Linked DNA regions of Homo sapiens: region 2 is linked to region 1. A link is a loop called in an ENCODE intact Hi-C map of the cell type or tissue named here. Cell type or tissue: mammary epithelial cell. All regions are shown on one strand. Links, peaks and the distances in the headings refer to the core of each region. The heading gives the core; the rest is flanking DNA.

What was found. A loop is a pair of places that touch in the nucleus more often than their neighbours do. Peaks named below come from ENCODE experiments on the same cell type or tissue, not always from the same donor. Only the 100,000 strongest peaks of a DNase experiment are listed, where the experiment ranks them.
Region 2: a loop joins it to region 1, with 6 times the contacts of the local background. A loop is called at or near these places in 11 of 110 quality-filtered maps.

Annotation. Positions count from the first base shown.
Region 1 is chr5:138,724,137-138,727,040 of GRCh38, reverse strand. No RefSeq gene overlaps it. Among named protein-coding and RNA genes, the nearest start is that of CTNNA1, 28 kb to the left of the region's middle. In mammary epithelial cell, for the core only: CTCF peaks have their summits at 1,157 and 1,619 (motif pointing right); DNase peaks (open chromatin) are centred at 1,680 and 2,390; H3K27ac peaks cover 1,943 bases.
Region 2 is chr5:138,640,518-138,643,421 of GRCh38, reverse strand. No RefSeq gene overlaps it. Among named protein-coding and RNA genes, the nearest start is that of HSPA9, 67 kb to the right of the region's middle. RefSeq lists enhancers at 1,328-1,407, 1,418-1,497, 1,067-1,620, 1,621-2,174. In mammary epithelial cell, for the core only: a CTCF peak has its summit at 1,412 (motif pointing left); no DNase peak of the experiment used is centred there.

The DNA.
Region 1 (2,904 bases), core at 156-2,655:
TTCTGAACAGTAAAGACATCTCTTCTCTTCTCCTGGCCTTGGAGGGGATGGGGCTGTGATGACCTGGCATTGCTTCCTCAGTGAAGCCTTCCTTGAGGATCAGCCAGCCCCCCACTCTCATCTCCAAAGCCCATGCTTGTCAAAGCAGCTGCCAGAAAGTGACATGGAGAGTCCAGGCTCAGCCAGGCGTGGTAGCTTATGCCTGGAATCCCAGTGCTTTGGGAGGCCAAGGTGGGAGGATTGCTTGAGGCCAGGAGTTCAAGACTAGCCTGGGCAACATAGTGAGACTCTGTCTCTACAAAAAATTTAAAAATTAGCCAGCCATGCTGGTGCATGCCTGTGGTTCTAGCTACTTGGGAGGCTAAGGCAGGAGGATTGTTTGAGCTCAGGAGTTTGAAGCTACAGGGAGCCATGATTGTGCCACTGTACTCCAGCCTAGGTGACAGATTGAAACTGTGTAAAAAAGACAAGAGAGTCATGGCCCATCTCTGTGGTCAGTGAAGCCTCGGCACCGAGATGGACAGGAACACGCCTAGTCATGGTAACTGGACCCCTAAAGACAGCAATCACGAAGGCCACAACTGTCCAGGGGTCTGCATGTTCTATGCATGGGAGAAATGTCACCACCTCCCTCAGGCACAGGCCTGGCCAGGGGTCGTCACTGGGTGGGTGAACACCCACTGGTCTTCTCAGCCAACTTGGCAGTCAGGATAAAAATAACACCAGCCGCCTCATTTTCCAAAATTAAGGGCGATGCTTTAGCAAATATATGCAGATGTATACAGACACAGATGGGAACAAGTGTATTTAATTGTAAATGAGTCAGAACGGAGCAAATGAGATTTCCCTTATATTTGGGTTCCAAAAATTACAGAGAAAATGTGCCTGAGGCAGAAACAAACTAAAAAAAAAAAATGGAGGTAGGTTATTGAGGCAGGAGCCACATGGGAGAGAACCTTTGGACCCAGAAGGCTGGGACGACTTTGGCCTCCTCTAGGGGTTATGAAACTGTTCTGGCTCCAGAGAACTCAATCCCAGAGGCCCTGAAGTGGCCACAATGCTAATGGGATGAACACAGGCCCAGCTGAGCAGGACTCACTGTGTCTCAGCCTCACAGTGTCAGAGAAAGCAGGGAAAGGAACAGAGGGCTGTAATGGGCCTGTCCCCTAGCGGGGAGCCAAAGGCCAGCTTTTATCTTCTCAGAGAAACAAGCAGAGACAGAGAAAAAGAGAAAAGGAAAAAAAAACACCTCTGCCCAGCTCCATGTGGCCAGAGAGGGGGAGAGAGAGAAACGTGAATGGCAACGGAATACTTTTGTTTGGAGAACGCCATTTCTCCTAAATGGCTTCAAGGCAGGCACCTAGTAACGTGCCAGGGTCTCGGCAGACATTCAGTAAATACTGGAAGGAAAGGAAAGAGAAAGGATGGAAGGTGGGCGGACTGCGTCATCCTGCAAGTCCCTCCCATTCTGTGGAGTGGAGAACTGCAGAAGCTCTAAGGCAGATCACCCAAGTAAAAAGGAACACCCTCCCTGGCACAGGGGAATGTGGGGACTGAGCGTGAAAAGTGAGCCACACCTTCTCCCCAGGCCGCCTACCCTGTAAGCTCACTCTCCTCCAGAGGGAGCACCTCCTGTGCCTAAGCAATAGTAATTTGCCCCTCAGAGAATAGAAAAACTGGTTTCACCACAGCAGGAGGCCCAGCTATCCCCAGGGCAGCAATCTGACACCAAGTCAGGAAGCTCTGTGCATCTGGGCAGGCTCAGAACTTGGCAGAGGGTCTGGCACCTTGTAGGCATTTCTTGCGTGCCAGCTAGTAAATGAAGTTATGAATGCATGCACACGTGAATGAATGCAACAAAGATGCGCTCCCCACACTAACATGGTCTTGCTCTGTGGTTTGGACCCTTTTCCCTCTCTCCCCAGGCTTGTTTCTTTTGTGACTCTGCCTCCCAACCTGCAGGAACAGCAAACCCCACCTTTTTCCTCAGGTCCAGCTCCCCTGACTGGAGGATTCCTGGAAGGCGGGAAGCACAAAGTCTCCTCTTGGGGAAAGGGCCGGGGGGCACTTTTGTCCCCAGCCAACCCTGCATTCTTTGGCTGATCACATTTGCAGTCCTGGCCTTATCTCCCCAGAAAGCCCAGAAGGCAAGGTTGGCCTTGCTGACATTTCAATTCAAGGCCACCCTCACCATACCCCCAGCCGGCTCTCACCTACTGTACCCACATCCAGTATTTCAGCCCTGAAGAAATCAGATCTTGTGTGTCTGGTGTTCTATAATGGGAGGTGGGAGGGTTGCTAGGGGTGTCCAAGTGCTCTGAGAACCACATACCCAGGAGAGCACATGTCTCAGCCCTGCGGGCCCTCTGAGCCAGACTGTCAGTGCCTGTCCCTGCCAGTTGCCAGTGGATACAGAAACAAAAGAGGGAAATGAAGAAACAATGCTCTTGCACAACGCCCAGGAGAGTTGTGGGCATCTGGGCATCATCTCTGCTACTCCAGTCTGCCATATACCAGCCTAGTGGAAGGGCTTACTTCAAATGAAGTCAAGGAGAGCTGAAGAACTGGCTCCAAGCAGAGCCCCGCATCTGCTTTTCACAGGCCTGCCTTCTTTTTTTTTGAGATAGAGTTTTGCTGTTGTCACCCAGGCTGGAGTGCAGTGGCACCATCTTGGTTCACTGCAACCTCTGCCTCCCGGGTTCAGATGATTCTCCTGCCTCAGCCTCCCGATCAGCTGGGACTACAGGCGCGCGCCACCACGCCCAGCCAATTTTTGTATTTTTAGTAGAGACTGGGTTTCACTGTGTTGGCCAGGCTCATCTCAAACTCCTGACCTTGTGATCCACGTGCCTCGGCCTCCCAAAGTGCTGGGATTACAGGCATGAGCCACCGCACCTGGCTTGC
Region 2 (2,904 bases), core at 161-2,660, 84 kb after region 1:
GTAACCTGATACAGGCATCGTACCCCCCACCCCATCCCCCTAAGCCAGTGCTCATGCAGGCCCTGTTACTGGAAGGAGAAACTCCCAAGTGTGGGAGGCTTTGGGGTGACAGGGTGGGGAGGAGGAAGCCCGAAGAAGACAACTGGGAAGAAAGTCCTAACAGTGTCAGCTCCAGGTAAGGAATGTGCTGCACCCTGCCGACCAGCTCAGTACTCTAGGCTCAGCCCATCCCCATCTGATGGGGCCAGGAAGAGTCACAGAGGACTGTGAGATCTGGGAGAAAGAGAGAAAGCCATTTTTTTTTTCATGATGAAGAAGGTGGTGAGCAGGTCATGGGCAATAGCAACACAGATTAACCTGGGAAAAAGTTCTGAAGAAAATTGGGACATTCAGCTCTGCCAAGACAGTCAGACCAGGGTGAGCTACTGGGGGCTGGCAAATGGTCAGGGGTTACACTGTCCCCAGCCTAGGACCCAGCCAGCCTTGGCCGTGGCCCCAGACAAAGACTTGCCCCACTTGCTGATCTCCCAGAGGCAGAGGCCAGATTCCTTCCAGCCCAGGGAGTCTCTGGACAAGTCATAAAAGTGTTTCCTCCAAGTCTCTGTCTGGTCCTGCTAGAAAAAAATTGTCCATCTGTCAGTCTGCAGGTGAGTGGGGCTGGGTGCCGTGACTTACGCCTGTAATCCCAGCACTTTGGGAGGCTGAGGCAGGAGGATTGCTCAAGACCAGGAGCTCGAGACCACTTAAGCAACATAGACCCCACCTCTACAAATAAAAATGTAAAAATTAACCAGGTGTAATGGTGCGTATTTGTAATCCTAGTTATTAGGGAGGCTAAGGTGAGAGGATGGCTTGAGCCCAGGAGTTTGAGGCTGCAGTGAGCCATAATCGTGCCACTGCAAGCTTGGATGACATAGTGAGACACTATCCCTTTTTTTTTTATGGTGTGGGGGGATGGAGTTTCACTCTTTCGCCCAGGCTGGAGTGAAGTGGCGTGATCTCAGCTCACTGCACCCTCCGCCCGCCAGGTTCAAGCGATTATCCAGCCTCAGCATCCCAAGTAGCTGGGATTATAGGTGCCTGCCATCATGCCTGGCTAATTTTGTACTTTTAGTAGAGACGGGGTTTCGCCACGTTGGCCAGGCTGGTCTGGAAATCCTGACCTCCAGTGATCCACCCGCCTTGGCCTCCCAAAGTGCTGAGATTACAGGCGTGAGCCACCACCCCCTATCTCTTAAGAAAGGCCGACGCTATCTCTTAAGAAAGAAAGCAAAGGAAGAAAGAGAACGAGGTGACCGCACCAGTCACCTTCAGATTGATGGATGAACAGACAAAATTTCCGATGTTCCCTGAGCCAGGGCTAAGGCATCAGCCCAGAATCCTCTTCTCGGATGACTCAGGAGCGCCCCCTTCTGTCTGGTTTGGCTGAAACCAGTGTGGGGGGCGGGGAGAAAGAATGATTAAAGTAGATTCTAATCACAATGCCCAAAGACAGCCGCTGCAGGAGCAGGCCCTACCAGAAGGGTCCTCACTTTAGGCTGCCCCCCGATACTGCCACAGCCTGAATCAGAGCTGGACTTCCTCAAGGGGGATCAGGGACCAAGGAGGAGAATGTCTAAAGCGCAGTCGACCTGAGAGGACGCCTAGGCTGTCATACCTGGGCCTGGCAGCCTGGCCTCTGGGCACATGCCTAGAGCTCTGGAGGCCATCCAGCCTGCAGATGTCCCCAGCTTCATGAGAAAAGTCATGGTCTGTGTAGAAAGACCAGGCTCTTCCTCTGAGCCTAAGAAAGAAAGGGCTGAGACAGTCAATTATCTCAGGGCTATGAGTGTGTTGTCGGGGGATCAGCCAGCCATGGGAAGCACAAGAGGGGAGATGCTGCTTCTCCCCAGCAACTGCCCCCAGAGCCAATGAGACATGTTTCCCAAAGGACCTCCAGCTTCCTGTGTACAGGTGCAGAAGAGACCCGCAGACTCCTCTGGTGTTTAGTTCTAACATTCCATAACCTACAGGATTCTCTCTCCTGGACCATCTGCAGCTGCCCTTTCCCAGTTTATTCGTTAGTCTGATTTTTTTAAATTAATTAATTTATTTATTTGCCATATAGAGTCCACATTGGATCTTCAGTCTGATTTAAATCCATCTTGCTGCATCTGAATGACAGCTAGAAGAGAGGGAGGGGGAAAGCAAAGGGGATGCTGAGAAACTGAGGAGGAGAAAGACAAAACAAGGAGAAGGAGTGGAGAGAGAACTGAAGGAGTGGAGAGAGGAAGACCCGAGCAAGTACCTGAGAGGAGCCATCTGCCCGGTGGAGAACAGCTTCTGCATTGTCCCTAGTCACTCTCCCTGTCAACACTTCATAGCTGCAAGTCCATGCTCGCACTACATGTAGGCGTGGACACACACACATACACACACACATCACATACTTAGGCTGTGGAGAAGGCCTGGCTGTGTGTGGGGCTTGAGGGGCAGTCTGCCCCCTCCTGAATACTTATCTTCTCCTCCTCACACCTCCCCACCCCTCAGCCTTCCAGCACTAGTTCTTTGTGCTTTCAAAGCAGCTCCCTCCCAGAATGCTACCTCCAGGAAGTGCTGAGCTGAGAGAATGGGGGAATGGAAGGAAGGGGAGCTAGTCCTCTTCCCCCGACAGCACTGCTCCATCAAACAGCACCCCCTCCTCCCCTCACCTCCACCTCTTTCATCACTGCCACTGACAGCTGCAAAATCAGCCCTCCTCATCCTGAGCAGTGGACTGCGGGGATGTGTCCGTCTATTTCCTATCCACTTCCTGGGGCAGAAGACAGCTGGGGACGGAGGTAGAGAAGCAGCATCCCCATCCGTGCCAATACCGTCTCCCTCCCTTCCCCCATAAGTAAAGAAAGTCCTCCAGCCAGGCCCTAG